2 separate regions of the Homo sapiens genome follow, and region 1 is linked to region 2. A link is an interaction called in ENCODE POLR2A ChIA-PET data of the cell type or tissue named here. Cell type or tissue: Caco-2. All regions are shown on one strand. Each heading gives the region's core, and the rest is flanking DNA. Links, peaks and the distances in the headings are about the cores only. Region 1 overlaps CLTC (clathrin heavy chain). Region 2 overlaps VMP1 (vacuole membrane protein 1).

Region 1 (9,441 bases), core at 1,301-9,300, 75 kb after region 2:
CTGTCCTCTAAATTCCTAAAGTACTTTTTATCTACAGTAAAAAGGAGACAAAACCATAATAAGTGTATATATTATTATTTGTGTCAGTAGCCTGATATATAATGGTTATATATATATATATGTATATATATATATATATTTTTTTTTTAAGGCGGAGTCTTGCTCTGTCACCCAGGCTGGACTGCAGTGGCACGACCTCGGCTCACTGCAACCTCTGCCTCCCGGGTTCAAGCGATTCTCCTGCCTCAGCCTCCCAAGTAGCTGGGACTACAGGCATGTGCCACCACGCCCGGCTAATCTTTTGCATTTTTAGTAGACACGGCGATTCACTGTGTTAGCCAGGATGGTCTCAAGCTCCTGACCTTGTGATCCGCCCGCCTCAGCCTTCCAAAGTGCTGGGATTACAGGCATGAGCCACCGCACCCAGCCATAATGGTCATATTTTTATGTTCCCTCACCTGGTTATTGTGCTTCTACCTATACTCTTCAAAGTGATTGTTCAAATGAATCTGTTCACCAACTATGAAATGGAAAGGAGCAGTAATTCAGACATGTAGGTTTAAGAAGACATGAAATTGTCTTAAATATTCACTTGAGAGTTTGAAGATCCTATCTCTCTGGAAAGTTCTCAAATGGAAACTCTACCCAGTTCTCTGCCCCAGTTAGAATTTAAAATGAGGATGTATTCTTTATGTAAAGCATACTAAAGACAGCCTTGGCATGTTCTCTCACCTTTTGCTCTTTTGAAAATGGAATTCATCAATATTTCTTTTTCAGTAATTTATGAGCAGGTAATGCGTGAGGGACCAGATGATAGGAAAGATTCATGTTATGATTTTAAATGACTATTTTTGAGTTTTCTTGTATTTAAGATTATTTTAGTGAATAATATCAACACCTGCTTTATGACTTCTCAGAAAAAAAATCAGACAGTAGAGAGCAGTATTTCTTAGAAAGCCTTTTGCACTTTAGAAGCTTGTTGTATTCTATTTTGAGGCACAGTCTCTAAGTAATTAAATATTTGTCTAATGAATTTTTTGAGGTTACAGAGAGAGATTACCATAAACAATGGGTTGTGTCTCTGTAGCTTGTTCTTCTTCTTTTCTCAGTGATTCTGAAGCATCTAATTTATCCACCTGGAGAAAAACACATCATGTTAATTAGCACCCCAAAAGTATTATAAACCTAGGTTTATGGCAGAAAGTGGAAAAGCCTTAGTATGTTAAATTCTGTCAAAATAAAACAGACTAGAAAGAACATTCTCAGTCCCCCTCAAATTCAATGGCAATGTTCATACTTCAGTCCAGGTGGTTTTCAGCACTGTCATTATAAACCCTCAGGAAGGAGGGATTCAAAATGCCATAAAAGCTCATGCCAGACTAAAACTGGGCATGCTAGGATGCAGCCTGAGGGAGGGAGAAAACGAGAAGGAACCACTTTTCAAATGAAGTTTAAAACTGATCAGAGGTAATAATGAATTCATGGTCTGGCAATACTTCCCTCCCCAAAGCAAATGGTATTCAAAAAAGTGAAATGATCCTAGTGACTGGACAAGTATTTGGGCAGAATAAGCTATTCTTTTGCCAATTGTGTATAACTTCTGATGATATTGGTTATAGCTGCAGACTGAAGTTTAAGATTCAAGTGGCTCCATATTCAATCTTTTTGCATAAAGAAAGGCTGCATGTTTTAATACTGTGTGGGCTCTGTTATCTAAGAAGTAATCAGGAAAGCCTGATTTTGTCCCAAAAATGTTTGCTTTTAATTGAGCCAAAAGTAAATGGCTACTATATGCTAGCTACTCTTCAAAGTGGATAGTATCAGACAGAAGTAATTCTGTAGAGCAGGCCAAATGTATTAGTGAAAGAAAGGAATTAGAATGCCTGGATCCTTCCACTAACTAGTTGTGTGACCTTGGCAAACCATTGCACTGGCCCTCAAATTTCCTTTCCTATATAATGAGAAGATTGAACAAAATGATCTGCAGTTTCTTCTAGGGCTAACATGATTTGATTCTGTAATTCTGTAATGAATTAGACAGAAGTGACATTACAACCCTGGGACTAGAGAATCTCCTTCACTATACAAATTCCATTGCGCCTTTTACACTATATTTGTCTTTCAATATTTAAAAGCTGGTCTCTCAACCAAAGCCTTATACTTGGTCTGTCATTATACCTAAGTAAAACTAAATTTCAAATCTCAATGTTATCTATTACTGGTGGTTTTCAATGTCATAAATGTGCTGCATGAGACGGGGGGCCAAGGTGCAGGGGGAAACACTTTATGAATGCTCACTGCATGTTCTTCAAAAAGGCAAATTATGAAAAATCACTCAAAAAAAAAAATTGTAGACTTCAGTGGAAAAGTTTCTAAAAACCAGGTCCTAAAAAGATTAAGGCAGCACCTCATTTCTGTTTGAAACTATTAAAAAAGTATCTTTCAGTCTTCACATAGGCCATTAAGGTTAGGGCACTGTTTTATATTTAATTGTTTCATATTAAATACCATAAATATGAGTCTAATCCATCTTAATTTGTTAGGGAACTGAAAGTTTGAGAAAAGTAAGCCTAAGTAGGCTCCTTCAGATGAAATGTGGTTTAATTTCTAGCCTAGGAAGATGGATTAGTTTACTTTTATACACTATTATCCTACTTTATAGTCTAAATGATGTGTTACAAATTACCCTAATATCAAATTAAAGACTATTATGTAGTATAAGTACCATATGAAATGTCCATTTTTTGGCATCCACACTTAGAACAAAAATTATTAGTTATAGAACTTAAAGCACAGCTCTGTGCCATCAAGGATCAGATGGGGTTTTGCTAACTAACCAGTATTCAAGAAAGAGCTACAGAAGTTATAAAGAAAAATACATGGATGCCTGTATATTAGTAACTTCTAAGAAAAAAGAAGAAAAATGAAACAACCAAAAAGCCACCACTGCATAATACATTTCCGGACTTCCAGGGAAAAGAATCTGAAGTGAACATGTGTTTAAAAGTTAAGGTCTGAATCAGATGTTGAACACAGAAGTCCTATTAGAGAAACACATGGAAGACTTAGAAGAGCTGGCAATATCACAATGCCCTGGCATACACATAGGAAGTTTGGGCGTAGGGGGAAGAATTCTGAAGGAATAGCATCAAGCTAAGCAAAAAGTTTGATTCTTCTATATAATGGGACAGCCTCTGGCACAGGGACTTTCAATTTTTGTTTCCACTGATCCAATTTAGATTGCTCAAAAAAAAAGCAGAGAAGTCTTTTAAGAACACAAGCTTTTGTTAAGAGCTGTAACTAAAGTTTCTGATCCTTGGATTTAAAAAGAAAAATTACAGGTAAGCATGTCAATGAATTCAGTTCCATCTGTACTACTGAAAATTCACTAAAATGTAAAAGGCTTTTCCACAAAGACTGCAATGTGCTGCAGAGGAAAAGTAACATGCAGTCAGTTATTTTGGTGTATGTGTGCATGAAAAAAAGGCAAAAGTACTGAAGCAAGAAGTGAGGTCTGAAGATGACTTGCTATACAGGCTCTCAAGAAACACACACAGCCCACAGCAATGCTATAAGAGTTTCAAAAATAGTATGATGTAATTGCAATGACTGTTGTACATGCTTCATTTAAAACAATGCATAACACTGCAGTTCAATTACCTGTTTTTCACACACACGCTTTCTAACTGCCTTGCTTACTAGCTGCTGAAGGGTCTCACACACAATGCATTTTACTCAGGTTTGCCCTAAGTTCCAGTGGTGATTCCAGTTTGGTTCAACATAATCCCAAGGCATTGTCCCCCACCCAAATTCTTTTAAATTTGTTTCAACTCTCCTTTACCTTCCCACCCTTTTCTAACCACAATTTGATAACAGACGTAAGTTTGTTTCATTTATATTGGGATGGAGACAAGCCAATGAAGGAAGCAGCAACCAAAAGGTGCCTGAATTTGACATCCTTGGACAAGCCAACTGATAAATAGGAGAGCAAATTTTAGGTAGCTTCAGAGGTATGCCTTATTACAGAAAGTAGAAGTTAATACTTTGTTAAAAATAATTCATGTTGCTTAGCAACAATTATAGCAAGCTTGGCTCTCATGATTAAAAAGGTTTTGATTCCTCTTAAAAATGGACTAGCACCATAAGAACTGGACACCTGGAGAAACATGAGGAAAGTCTCTTCGGAAGCAGCTAGTATCTCTCGTATCTACTTTCAGCAAAAAATTAGTAAGAATCAAGAGATCAGAAACTGGATCACAGTCCTTCAATACAAAAAAAAAAAAACCCCAAAAAGCCTTTTAGGGCATGTATATATACATATATAAATTCGACAACTGTCAGGCAAGCTCACAAAGTAAAACCAGAGGCTGTTTTAATTTACTTCAAGGATTATGACAGTCCTATTATGGTCCAGATACCCTGACAGGGAAGAGAAATTTCCTGTTACTTTGAAATTAATATGGAAACTCACCATACTCAGTTTTTCATAATATATTTAAGAGAGACTGTGAACCAACTACTGATTAGCCTCCTGCCCTTCCTAAAGCCTATTAGCCGATTAGTAGCAAACGTCTACTAATGTCCTACAGCTCTATTAAAGTTATGTTTCAAGGGACTTGCAGAGGCTTTAGTGAAAATTTATTGGGGGGAAAAAGCAGCAGCAGCAGTGTAGAAGAGGAAGGAAAAACATCATGCAAATTCCTTAGACTTAGTCCTCCAGACTTAAAGATGTTAAAGAATCAACTTTCACCTTTTCCTTTATTGCATCAACCTGCAAAGGAATTCAGAAGGTGCAGCTTAGAAAAAAAATCAATTCCATATTGAGCATAAAAAGGTAGAATCAGCAACAAAGGTTTAGGGAAGAAACATCTAACCACTAAAAAGGTATGAGAGAAGTGAAAATAAAGGGCATACTGGAAGCAAAATTTAGAATTTTGTGTAACTTCAAAGCTTAATGCAGAAGAATTTATGCTACAGTATGAAAGAAAGCAGCTTAATCACTAGAAAAATTTACAGCACTTAGGTTAACAGCAGCTTAAAGACAGGTCTCACAAGTTGGCATTATGTTTAAGAAGCTATTCTCATCTATGGCTAAGATAAGGCAACATGTTTTTTCTCTTACATTGAATACAGAAAATGTTAATTCTTTAAAAACTTTAAACAGACACAATGGTATCTAATTAAATGGTATCCTGAGGAAAAATTCAGTATGGGAGGGGTTGTTGGTAGCGCTTCTTCACCCTCCCATCCCCCCAACTCAGGCAGGCTGAAGGAATCAGATGTGAGACTCTGATTTTAATCATGTTTTTTGCTTTGACGAAAAGGATCCTCTAAAACCATTTAAAAATGTTCTACAGAGAGACAGCTAGTAACTGCTGAAGATAGGGTGAGTAAATTCATACATCAAAAAAGGACACTAAGACGAATAGTGAATGTTATAAGGCAATTAGACCCCCAGCTTGTTTTTTTTTTCCCATGTTCACCTCCTATGGTATTTTTAAATCAGGGGTTAAACTATCAAAAAAATTGTGAAGATTAAAAGGATGTTAAGAATATACATGCAGCTTCCCCAGGGGAAACAGGCATAGACATCATTAAAGTCAGGAACCAACCAAATAAAAGGGAATCTACAATACTAGTCATGAATATTTGAGTCACAAGAACTGATTTTGAGAAAAATACTATTTTGAAATAAAATTTATCAAAGTTTTTTAAATAAAAAAATACATAGATTATTTTCACCCTCATAAATACACTGAGGGTAAACAGCTACATTTGAGTTCCCCTTCCAATCAGTGTCATTTGTCAGCTATTAAAAAAAAATTTCAAAAGAACAGGAATATTTTATGATCGACTAAATGACTTACTTCTACTAAAGAAAAAAGCATTTAAAAAAATTAATGTGCATGTAGAATTTTACATGCAAGGAAACTAGTTCTGAATACACTTAGAAGAGTCATTACCTTTGTCAAGTACTCCTTCATGACCTGGATGAAATAGGGCATGGCAAAATCCATGATATTGTGCCTCCATGCAGTTTCTAGGACGACATCTGGCCTTAAAAGATCGTAACAGGTAAACAGACAAGCTCCAAAGCACTCTCTTTTTTCTTCCTGCAAAAACCACTGCAGGAGTTCTTCAGCCAATTCAGTATCTTTAGATTCAGAAGCATACTGCATTGCATCCTATTCAAAGAAATAGTGAAAGTCAAAAACATTAGACCCCACATACTGAACTAGTAAACCAAGAAAAACAATGGAAACTTTCCAATATAAATCTGGTTTTGCAAGGGGAAAAAAGCCTCCTAGTTGTATCATTTAAATTAAAATTTTCAAAGAAGAGATAAGCTAAAAGCTTTTTTTTCCCCAGACAAGTTTGACCTTAACATAAGAGAGCCCCTAGAATCAAGAAATCCATTAACTTAAATTGCCTTAAAGTCAGCTCTCATATTCACAAAACCAATACTTTTATTTATAGATTATAATCACTTGTAACACCATTTTAGGCCTGGTTTAAAACAGCCCCTGCCCCGCAACTTTATCAACCTTGTAAAGGCTGTCTTTCTTGCACAGCTCTACACTCTGTTTCCAGCGATTGTTGCCTTTGAAGAGATAAGCAGCAATTCTCCTGAACTCAATGAGTTCATGTTTTTCCAAACGCTGAGCAAGCGAGATATTGTCAAAGTTGTCATAAGCATCTATTGATGTTCGCAGAGCCTTAAAAAAAAAAAGCCATCCAAATGCCAGATCAGTATTTTGTTTAACATTATATTCCGTTCTCAATCAATGAGCCCCTTAGATGGTAACATGTAATATGACACCTAGATTCAAGCATCAAAAGGTATGATTTTTCATTTTACCTAAAGATACCATTTTCTCCAAGATTTTCACTATCAAGGACTAACATATGGCTATGAAATGGACAATATTTCTAATTTGGAGGGCAAGATTTTTTTCTTTTTTTTTGAGATGGAGTCTCCCTCTGTTGCCCAGGCTGGAGTGCAGTGGTGATGCAATCTGGGCTCACTGCAACCTGCCTCTAGGGTTCAAGCGATTCTCCGGCCTCAGCCTCCCGAGTAGCTGCTACTACAGGCACGTGCCACCACAACCGGCTAATTTTTTTGGTATTTTAGTAGAGACGGGGTTTCATTGTGTTAGCCAGGATGGTCTCGATCTCCTGACCTCGTGATCCGCCTGCCTTGGCCTCCCAAAGTGCTGGGATTACAGGCGTGAGTCACCACGCCTGGCATGGAGGGCAAGATTCTGTGCTCTAGAGAAACTTCTGATAAAACTCAGCATGGCAGCAGTACAGATCTGCATGCGCTGAGCCTCAAAGAAAATGAAGAGAGAGAAAAAAAGGCAAGTAGCTTAAGCTTAACTCTACTTCACTTTTGCTTGTGAAATCCTTCATAAGAGAAAGTTTATACAAACACTAATAAAACAGTAGGCAAGAAAAATGGTGAATAAATATAGTTAATACCAAATAAATTTTATGAATTAGTTAAGTGGTCAAAGACATTTTTGACTCTACCTACAATCTAGATGTTAGAGATAAAGTAATCATATCATTTTTTTCAAAAGCAGTATCTTATACAAGATCTGAGCAAAATTCTGAAAACTTGGCACTTAATTAGAAGATTTATCAATCCTGAAATCTTACTAAATTTAGATCCTAGGTATGCAAGCACCTACTGTTTACAATCCTAAAGGATAATGGCTTTTTTAAAAAATGGGAAAACATAACTTTATGAGTCTTGAGATTATGTGCAAGAATCAAAAGGTTTTACCTGATAATCTTCTTCTGTAATAAAAAGATTGTTCAATGATTCATTCACAGATTTGTTGTTATGGTTCTGAACTGAACGCAAATACGGTTTCACCAGTGGTAGCTGTTTAACCTTTAAAATAAAGAGTTTGTTACAAATATAGCACATTATTGAAGTCCCAGGGACAAAAGTTATCGAAGTATGTCCTAATTCCTTGCTATGAAGCTTTGGTTTAAAATTATTACTTTACCTTGCTGAAATAATTGACTGCACGAGTGTGATCCAACCGTGGAGACAGCACCATCAGCAAATCATTTAACAACAGAGGCTTGAATTCTAAGTAGAACTGTATTGCTCTGTAGTATAGTTCCACATTGGCAACCTACAATGGGAAAATCCATACATAAGTCAGTTACTTCCTAATGAGCTTTCTCCTTCTGAATCCTTTATCTTCTGAAGAAAGTACACACCTTGGTAATGATATCTTTGAATTGCCCTTCTTTCCAGGCATCAGTTGGATGATTCATCATGGTAATTATGGCATTATCATATTCTTCATACTTGTCATACAAAAACACCAGTTCTGCCCAAAGATGAGCTTGTTCTGCAGCTCTTAGCACCTGCATAAGAAAGACTTAATTGCTTTAGATATGAGTCTAGCTAACAGCCTTAAAAAGAATAAGATATTTTGAAGCATTAGTTTTAACTACACAGTTGCTTCACTGTGTTACAATGACTGGTTACCTTGGGAATATTCACTCTAGACCAGAACAGCTCCAGGTGCTCCCTCATTTTCTGAGGCTTAAATTTAGAGTATAGAATAGCTAATTCAGTAAACATTCCCATGTGAGCTCGCTCAAGTCCCAGTGCTGCTTCCAACATGGTGATCAGCTCTTCAAAATAGCCACGATCCTGAACAAGAGAAATGTGCAGTTAAAGATAAGAATATCTATGGTAAAAGATCTCAGGTCATATAAAAGTCTCGTTAATACCTGATAGTAGTTGATAAGTTCTTCTAATTCATCTGCATGTACAACAATATGAAGTCCACACATCTGAGCAAGACGGAATTCTTTCCCATCTACACAGGCGAAGCAGACCTAGAATAAACATTTCCTTTCTGTGAACTCAAATGTAAAACATGGCTAGTTATTTAAACTAATGTTTAAATAGCGTTTCTTTAATTCTTCACTCAAACTTGGGTTTAGATTACCTCTTTCCATGTTCGAGTACTGTTAGCTTTCCTAGCCCCATCAACAGCTGCCTGATATTCACCCAGGTGAACCAGGGTAGATGCCAAACGTCCAAAATTGGAAACATTATTGTACAACAACTTAGCAGCATCATACATTTTTTCATCATAACAACGGTCACCAACCTGGAAAAAAAAAGGTAACCCACATTCAGCAAGATATTAGTGTGAGCTTAATCCTCTTTTCAAATTGATATCTTCACAATGAGAAAGAATTTGTTTTCCTATAGATTTTTCCTTGGAATTCTTCAGTTATGATGTTTTGATCCTACCAAGCTAATCAAGTAGCCCAACTAGTTTTTCTTAAATCTGAAAAGGAAACCCACTTGTTGGATATGAGCATTATTTGGTCCATTGATAAATTCTTCTAACTCTGCAAGGCGGTTTGTTTTAGCCAGTGCGAATATCAGTTCTGTCTCCACAT
Region 2 (9,441 bases), core at 934-8,933:
TGCAATGAGCCGAGATGGCGCCATTGCACTCCAGCCTGGGCAACAGAGCAAGGCCCTGTCTCAGTAAATAAATATATAAATAAATAAATGCATACATACATATACACACACACAATTTTTATTTGCCAAATAAATAAAAGTAAAATTTTAAATTAAAAAAAGTAAGACATATGACATTTACCAATCTAATATTTATATATAACTATATATTACCAATCTAATATTTATATATATTTTATATAACTCTTAGATAAATTCTAAAAGTTTATCAGGTATAGAAATACTAGAACAAATTTTATAATGTAGTATACAGTTGACCCTTGAACAACATGGATTTGAACTGTGCCAGTACAAGTGATAATGGGTGTGCCTCTCATGGCTCCCCATCTACCTCCTCCACCTCCTTTGCCTGTGCCACCCCTAAGACAGCAAGACCAACCCCTTCTTTCCCTCCGCCTCCTCCTCAGCCTCAGCCTCTTCAACATGAAAATGGAGTGGAAATGATGATCCGTTTCCACTTAATTAATAATAAATATATTTCCTTTCCCTTATAATTTTCTTTGTAATATGGTATACAATACTGTATTAACACATACAAAATATGTGTTAATCTACTATTTATCATTAAGGCTTCCGTTCAACAGTAGGCTATTAGCAGTTAAGTTTTTGGGGAGTCAAAAGTTATATGTGGATTTCCTACTGCACAGGGGGTTGGCACCCCTAACCCACACATGGTTCAAGGCTCAACTGTGGTTCCATCATCTGTACTCCCTTGCCCTGCTGGAGTCTACTTGGCCTCAGTTGCTTTGTGATACATATGGTTCATGCCTTTCTTCTCAATGCCATTCATGAATAGGAGATGCTCTAAAAGGTTTCTTTTGCCTTGGAAGTAGGTAGCTGGTTACTGACTGAATCATTTACTGACAAGGAATATGTTTAGATTCCATTTCAATAAGGTACACACACTATCAAGATGGTGAGGTTAGTTTTAAACAAATATGAAAATGCATATCTTACCCACATGCAGGCTTCAATCCTAACTTTTGAGATGATACTCCACAAAGAAATGGTTCCTTCAGTGCCCTCTTCATCTGGACAAATAATCTGATCAGGATAGGGTGGTTCGGGAAAATTAACTGAATTGCATTCATAAGCAGCTAATGTAACTGAGGCTATATGTGGACCCTATAAAACAAATACAAGAAACTTCTGATAAGAACTATTAAAAAATTATCAATACACATTATTTTAAAAATATATTAATTACTGTGTAAGAAAAATCTTAGCTTTCAAAGAACAAAAATAATTCTAAATAATTTCAAGATGCAGTTAGTAATATGAAGAAAATAATCCTTCCCAGAATCTCTTCCTGGTTGACTTAAAAAAAAATCAGATTTATTGAGGTAAAATTTACACATAATGAGTCACTTATTTGAGGTCTACATTTCAATTAGCTTTGACGAACATATTCAGCCATATAACCACACCAATCAAGATACAGAACATTTCCATTACTGCAAAAATGATCCCTTGGCCAGGCACAGCAGCTCATGCCTGTATTCCCACCACTTTGGGCGGCTGAGCCAGGATGACTGCTTGAAGCCAGGAGTTCAAGACCAGCCTGGGCTACAAAGCAAGACCTCATCTCTACAAAAATTTAAAAAATTAGCCATGCATTGTGGCATGTGCCTGTAGTCCCAGCTACTCAGGAGGTAGGAGGCATTGCTTGAGCCCAGGTGTTGGAGGCTGTAGTGGGCTATGATTGTGCCACTGCACTCCAGTCTGGACAACGGAACAAGGCCCCATCCCTTATAAAAAAAAATCCCTTGTGTTCCTCTGTGGCCAATTCCCTCCCTCAAGTCCTAGTCCCCGGCAACCACTGATCTAATTCCTTGCTTGACTTTTATTTTATTTATCTATATTTCTCATTTGTTAGATAATTCCTTTTATTAAAAAAAACTTCCTGAGCCACTGTTCTTTTAGGCACAATTTGAGAATATCACTTTACGTCCTTACTTAAAAACAGCTGGTGATCTACCACCTCATGTAACCTTTCCCAGTGAGATCATAAAGCAAAAATGTAACTGTGAAACCAGTATCAATGAGTTTTACACAATGGTTCCTAAAAGCACAAGATGAGGTGTCTGCATACTAGGGAGTTGGTTAAAATATAAATTCCTGGGTCCCTTAAGCATAGGTTGATAGATGTCCTCTAGCATACAGTAACTAGCAGCCATCAGCTATTATGAAGATAAATACTTTATTTGTAGAATAAAATTATTTACATATATATACACGAGATTTTATTACTAATTATATTGTGCAAGTATTTCTGAATCTGAAGGTTTCTATTAAAGATTTCTCCAATGATTTTTCATAAATGAGACAGTCCCACAGAAAAGTAAGTGGGCTCTGTGTATAAGAAAGTATTTTAAGATCACTTGATGAAAGAATCTGTGGTTCAAAGTACATAAAATCTAGTGATAAAAATAAAACTAAGACATTCTACTATCAAGATAATAAAATTTTGTTTGATGTTAATATACAAAGTTGTTCACACATATGTGATATTTATCTCTAAATAGAATCGGCATTTTCTGTTAAAATAATACCTAAAAAATGAAATCCTTGGAACTGAATCAGTTAATTATTAGTTTTTTCTGGATCAAAAAAATCGATGTGAAGTTTTAGCCTTTGTTCCTCTTTTTGGGGACTTTTAATTCTTGGAAATGCAGAAATATTAAAGTATTAAAATAATTATATAAGATTTTGAAAATACTTTGACTACTTAGGTTTTTGAAAACTTATGATTAACCATGAAATCTACAATCATTTCTTTAAATGCCAGGTGCACACAAGAGATTTCACACTTGGGGGAAAAAAGAATTATTTTGTGATACTACAAAAAAACCCCAAAGTTTGTGATATTCAGAATAACTGCATAGTTTGTGAAACATTTCTCCTCATACAATTATAGCTATCAGACATAATTAAAAAAAAAAGAAGAAATCAGCTGTAACTTCCACCTTTACTATTAGAAAACACAAAAGAGACATATGAATGCCAATAAGTGAAAAAGAAGAAAATTTAAGAGTTTGTCCATGCTGTCCCCATGTTACTGTCCTCTTTGGCTACAGGTAGTCTACAGCTAAAGTTAGAAATGAATTTCAAGTGAACAAAAATAAATTGCTCTGGGAGCTAAAATAATGAGATTTCTGGGATAGATAGGAAAGAAAAAGCTATATTTGCATTCCAGAAATATAAAAAATGTATCCTAACAGATTAAACACATTATCCAATAAAATAAAAGTTCTTTATAGTTTTCATTTTTAGTTATTCTGAAAAGGGAAATTTTCAACAATCTGATTTGAGAATGTTTTTTCAAGTCTCTGATTTGAGAATTCTTTCTTCTAAAGAAGTCTGTTCATTCACTCAACTAAACTGACATATATTTTCCATAACCACACTAGTAAGTCATGATTACTCAGCCTTTGAGGCAGATGTGGTGGTTCCCAGACAAAATGAACATTAACAACTCAGTTTCTTGTCCTTTGTTCATAGTTTAAACTATATTAAGTGATAGGAAACCTCACAAGTTCTATTCAACATTTTAGCTTAATGGTTTTTAAATATAACCGATTTGAATGAAAAAATATGTTTATATGAAAAATTCAAATAAAAAAATTTTTGATTAAAAGTTTTAAAAGTTACACATAATTCAAACTACTTTTAAAGTATATTTTCTAAAAACTACAAGTCTCACTACAATGTAGCAAATATGAGTCACATTTTTAACCATACTAAACAAAGAAACAAGAGGGTAAAGACCCAAACAGCTATAGTATTAATTGAAAAGCCTAACTGGATAAAACCTGCCACAGGATATAAAATTTATATATTTACTGAGCAGCAGGTTCCAACTCTTGTGGGAGCATGGGTTAGGGATCCTGGTCTATGGCTGAAGGTTTTCTGTCTCACGGCGGATGAAGTAACGGATACTAGACTTTCATTTCTATAGCAAACAATTAGAAAACTGGACAAAATATATGGGACAATTCTTTTTAGACATTGTACTACAGGCAGTACAGGGCTTTGATTACTAAGAGAAGGGATAAAAATGAAGAAACCATACATTGACTCTGGCTTCTTGTCTGTAGACACATTCCATGCCTGCCAAAAATTCCATGGTCAAAAGAGCAAGAGCCCAAACAAAGCATGTTGCTCCTGCCGAGTTGAGAATGAGATTGGGGTTCACGAGTTCAGGATTCAAGAAGGCTGAGGCAGTCAGAATTTATGAGGCAGTATACCAGAAAAGAGAAAGCTACACAGAGAAGGAACTCTAGAAATCTGCACAGGGGTCCCCTTCAGACTCTGGCACACAAAGCTGCATTGCATGCTAAGGTGAGACCACAAGTCCAGGCAAAGAACTACAAGAACTACTGGGAAAAGAATAATTACTGGGGATTTGTAAACTGACCAATTCCCAGAGTTCACACAGGCCTGGGAAACATTTGTGATCAACCAGCTAGAGTAGAGAGACTCAGCATTCAACCCAGAAAGGTCATGCCTGGGTAGGTACGACCTTTCCTTCTGGTCCTAAGGTGAAAGCTACTCTAGTCTGACCCTAACAGGGTTTAAAACAAGTCTTAAAAAGATCAAGCTGATCCACAGGTAACTTAATTGTCCCCTTCACCCTCCCCCCACATCAATGTTCTATAGTGGAAGACAAAATCCATACAATCAACAATTTAATACTACATATCTAGCATTCAATTAAAAATTACTAGCACTCAATATAATATTACTAGATATGCGAAGCAGCAAATTATAACTCATAACCAAAAGAAATATTGCTCAATAGAAACAGACCCAGATTTGATGAAAAGTATCAATCCACAGACTTAAGAAACTGAACAAATCCAGTCAGGATCGACACAAAGAAAATAAAACACATGGGCTGGGTGCGGTGGCTCACGCCTGTAATCCCAGCACTTTGGGAGGCCAAGGTGGGTGGATCATGAGGTCAGGAGTTCGAGACTAGCCTGGCCAACATGGTGAAACCTGTCTCTACTAAAAATACAAAAAATTAGCCGGGCATGGTGGCAAGTGCCTATAATCCCAGCTACTGGGGAGGCTGGGGCAGGAGAATCGCTTGAACCCAGGAGGCAGAGGGTGCGGTGAGCTGAGATCTCAACACTGCATGCCAGCACAAAAAAGAAAAGAAAAGAAAACATATAGGCCGGGCATGGTGGCTCACGCCTGTAATCCCAGCGCTTTGGGAGGCCAAGGTGGGTGGATCATGAGGTCAGGAGATTGAGACCATCCTGGCTAACATGGTGAAACCCCATCCCTACTAAAAATACAAAAATTAGCTGGGTATGGTGGTGCGCACCTGTAATCCCAGCTACTCGGGAGGCTGAGGCAGGGGAATGGCTTGAATCCGGGAGGCGGAGATTGCAGTGAGCCGAGATTGCGCCACTGCACTCCAGCCTGACGTCAGAGCAAGATGCCATCTCAAAAAAAGAAAAAAGAAAATAGAAAATAAAACATAATCAAACTGCTAAAAATCATCACAATCATGTCATAATGAAATTGCTATAATTCAATGACAAGAGGAAAAGTCTTAAAAACAATAGAGTAGATAAAAATAAAACATCTACAGGGAAAAATAGGTCAGACTTTTCATCAGAAATAATGCAAACCACAGGACATCAGAATTACTTCTTTAAAATGTCAAAGAAAAAAATACCTGTGAATCTGGGAGCTAGGGAAAATATATTTCAAAAAAATATATTTCAAAACAGTACTGTGGATTTACGACATATGAGGAAGTAAAATATACAAGAAGTAAAATGTATGACAACTAAAGCATAAATTATAAATTATGGGAGGAGGAAATGAAGAACACTATTATAAGGTTGTTATATTTTATACAAAATGAGAAAACAATACTTCATTGTTCACCCTGTAAGTTAATGGAGCATATTGCAAACCTTAGGACAACCACTAATTTTTTTTTTCTTTTTTTTTTTTGAGAAAGGGTCCTACCCTGTTGCCCAGGCTGGAGGGCAGTAGTGTGATCACAGCTCAGTGGAGTCTTGACTGCCCAGGCTCATGAGATTCTACCTCAGCCTCCCGAGTAGCTGGGACCACAGGCATGCATCACTACACCTAGCTATACCACTAAAAATTTTAAAAGAAGTAGAACAAACAAGCAAATAAATTCAATACCAAAAAAAAAAAAAAAAAAAACACCAAAAAACAAAACAAAACAAAACAAAACAAAAAAATCCTCAGTCCAAAAGAAGGCAGAGAAAAAAGAAAAAGGAATGAAAAATTAGATATGACAAACAGTTTGAGGGTAGACTTAAACCCAATCATATTGATAACTACATTAATTGCAAATGGACCAAATGTATAAATTCAGGCAGACACTGTCACACTGGATTAGTACACGCTGTCTATAAGAAACCCACTTTAAATATTAAGAACCCAGAAAAGAAAGAGTAAAGAAATGGGAAAAGAAAAACCATTTAAAAAATCCATAAAAAAGATAAAGTAGCTAAATTGATATTAGACAAAGTAGATTTAATGACAAAGAATATTAACAGAGATTCATAGGAACAAATGATAAAAGGTCTAATTCTCAGGAAGTCAGACCAATTCTAAATGTGTATACAACCAATAACAGAGTGTGAAAATACATAAAGCAAAAACTGACAGAACACAGAAATGAACAAATCCCCAATTATAGCTAGAAATTTCTTTATTTTATTTTTTTTGAGACAGAGTCTCACTCTGTTGCCCAGGCTGGAGTGCAATGGCACGATCCTGGCTCACTGCAACCTTCGCCTCTGGGGTTCAAGCAATTCTCCTGCCTCAGCCTCCCAAGTAGCTGGGGTTACAGGCACCCGCCACCACACCCAGCTAATTTTTGTATTTTTGGTAGAGATGTGGTTTCACCATGTTGGTCAGGCTGGTTTTGAACTCCTGACCTCAGGTGATCCACCCAACTGGGACTGCTGGCGCAAGATACCACAACCAACTAATTTTGTTGTTGTTGTTGTTGAGACAGGGTCTCTCATTCCATCACCCAAACTGGAGTGCAGTGGCAAGATCTTGGCTCACTGCAGCCTCAACCTCTAGAGTTCTGGTGATCTTCCCACCTCAGCCTCCTGGGTAGCTGGGACTACAGGTGTACACCACCACGCCTGGCTAATTTTTTGTAGAGGTGGGGTTTTGCCTGTTGCCCAGGCTGGTCTCTAACTCTTGGGCTCAAGTGATCTACCCACCTCAGTCTCTCAAAGTGCTGGGATTACAGGTGTAAGCCAGAGTGCCCAGCCCAGCTAATTTTTTTTCATTATTTGTAGACAGGTCTCCCTGTGTTGCTTAAACTCCTAGGCTCAGGGGATCCTCCTACCAACACCTCCCAAAGTGCTGGCATTACAGGTGTGAGCCGGCGCACCTGGCCCAGATAATTTTTTTTTTGTTATTTTTAGAGATGGGTCCCCCTATGTTGCCCAGGCTAGTCTCAAACTCCTGGGCTCAAGAGATTCTCCCAACAAGGCCTCCCAAAGTGCTGGGATTACTGGTGTGAGCCACCACACCTGGCCCCATCTAATTTTTCTATTTTTTGTAGAGACAGGGTCTGCCTATGTTGTCCAGGCTGGTCTCAAACTCAGTTCAAGGGATCCTCCTGCCTTGGCCTCCCAAAGTACTGGGATTAGAGGTGAGCCACCATGCCTGGCACATACATAGTTGAAAACGTCAACATCTATATTTCATTAATTGATAGAACAACTACACTGATAATTGTATGGACACAGAAGATTTGAATAACATAGAAAATACCACCCAGCAAGAGCCAAATATATATTATTTTCAAGTACACATGGAATATTTGCCAAGACAGACCATCTGCTGTGCTATAAAATGAGTGTGAACACATTTAAAAGGATGTGACATGTGGCAAGGTAAAGATCAATACAGGGAGTACATCTTAAAGTGGCAAATAGGCAAGGCAGGGTGGCTCATGTCTGTATTCTCAGCACTTTGGGAGGCTGAGGCGGGACACTCACTGGAGCCCAGGAGTTTTGAGACCAGCCTGGGTAACATGGAGAGACCCTCTCTCTCAAAACAAAACAAAAAATTAGCTGGGTATGGTGGTGTGCACCTGTAGTCCCAGTGAAGTGGAAGGATTGCTTGAGCCTGGGAGTTCAAGGTTGCTGTGAGCTGAGATCACGCCACTGTGACAGAATGAGACCCTGTCTTAAAAAAAAAAAAAAAAAAAAAAAAAGTGGCAAATAAAGGTCTGTTTTATTTTTGGTAACTCAGTATAGTTATTCTAGACGAAGTTAAATCAACAAGATAGCTTGGTTATTTGCAACATATTGGACATCTGGATTTGCTTCATTTCAGAGTTCCATATATCTAGTCTCATGAGCTGTATTACATTATATTTTCCAAAGATTGGTAATGGAATAATTTTGCCTTGTCCAGGATAAAAGATGTAGTGCTTGGCCAGGCAGGAGTATGTCTGGGTGAGAGCAAACTATACTTAGATGAAAGGGTAAGATTTCTAGTAAGAGCAGATGTAGGTACTTGTCTGTGGAAAAAGATATTTTATCTTTTAAAAACTCTTTTTACATAAGTTTAAAAAGTTACATTTCCATGATTTACATTCTTTCATGAGTTTTAGTGATTAGAAAAGTTTTAGTGATTAGAAAAAAACCAAACTAATTCTATGTAATCAATTTTTACTCTAGCTTTAAGAATAACAATACACTACTAGTTCTTCTAATTAAGAGAAACTTAGAATTCAAAAAAAATTGTCCTAGAAGGGTAAAATTATACAAAACCACATCTATCTATCTATCTATCTATCTATCTATCTATCTATCTATCTATCTATCTATCTCCATCCTAATCTGGTAGTGAAGAGTTTTAAGTAGTTTTCTGATAATAATATAGTATCTATGTTAAGCCCAGAGAAAGAAATCCTTGTGCCACAAACACTAATTAGGGTCATAGTAAGAAAGGGGTGAATATATTCATACTTGAATTTGTGAAAAAATCATATTAGTAAAATGATAAATCAGTATGTACACTGCTGCTTAATATTAAGTAAAACATTTTCTGGATTTTGAACTTTTCAAGTTTTCTGGATTTATACTACAGCGGCTCATGATTTACTATAATTGTACCTTCTTCACACACTTTGTAGCATTTAAAGGACTGAAAAGGTTATACTCATGTCTATGTTTCATCAAGAAAAACAGTATACCATCCAAAAGACCAGAGACAGAATACTGTTGGGTTTACTTTAGGGTCCTGTCTTACAGAGATATCTTTTAAAAACGAAAGACCTAAAATGTTCATATTAATTATTAGCCTAATTCAGGCAAGTATACTTATCAACCGAGATGAAGACTACAACATCAC

The links. ChIA-PET counts read pairs that join two places held together with the same protein. Peaks named below come from ENCODE experiments on the same cell type or tissue, not always from the same donor. Only the 100,000 strongest peaks of a DNase experiment are listed, where the experiment ranks them.
Region 1: POLR2A ChIA-PET joins it to region 2 with 5 read pairs; 3 of 35 experiments call an interaction of 5 or more read pairs at or near these places.

What each region holds. Positions count from the first base shown.
Region 1 is chr17:59,682,331-59,691,771 of GRCh38, reverse strand. CLTC (clathrin heavy chain) reads right to left here. Exons shown (of 32, transcript NM_004859.4): 22 at 9,344-9,441; 23 at 8,979-9,143; 24 at 8,758-8,865; 25 at 8,510-8,677; 26 at 8,236-8,385; 27 at 8,016-8,147; 28 at 7,787-7,897; 29 at 6,546-6,716; 30 at 5,964-6,185; 31 at 1,061-1,136. Among named protein-coding and RNA genes, the nearest start is that of PTRH2, 20 kb to the left of the region's middle. RefSeq lists a silencer at 6,430-6,724 and an enhancer at 7,387-8,586. In Caco-2, for the core only: no CTCF peak of the experiment used is centred there; no DNase peak of the experiment used is centred there.
Region 2 is chr17:59,756,715-59,766,155 of GRCh38, reverse strand. It overlaps VMP1 (vacuole membrane protein 1), which reads right to left. Exons shown (of 12, transcript NM_030938.5): 6 at 1,018-1,185. Among named protein-coding and RNA genes, the nearest start is that of VMP1, 54 kb to the right of the region's middle. In Caco-2, for the core only: no CTCF peak of the experiment used is centred there; a DNase peak (open chromatin) is centred at 4,215.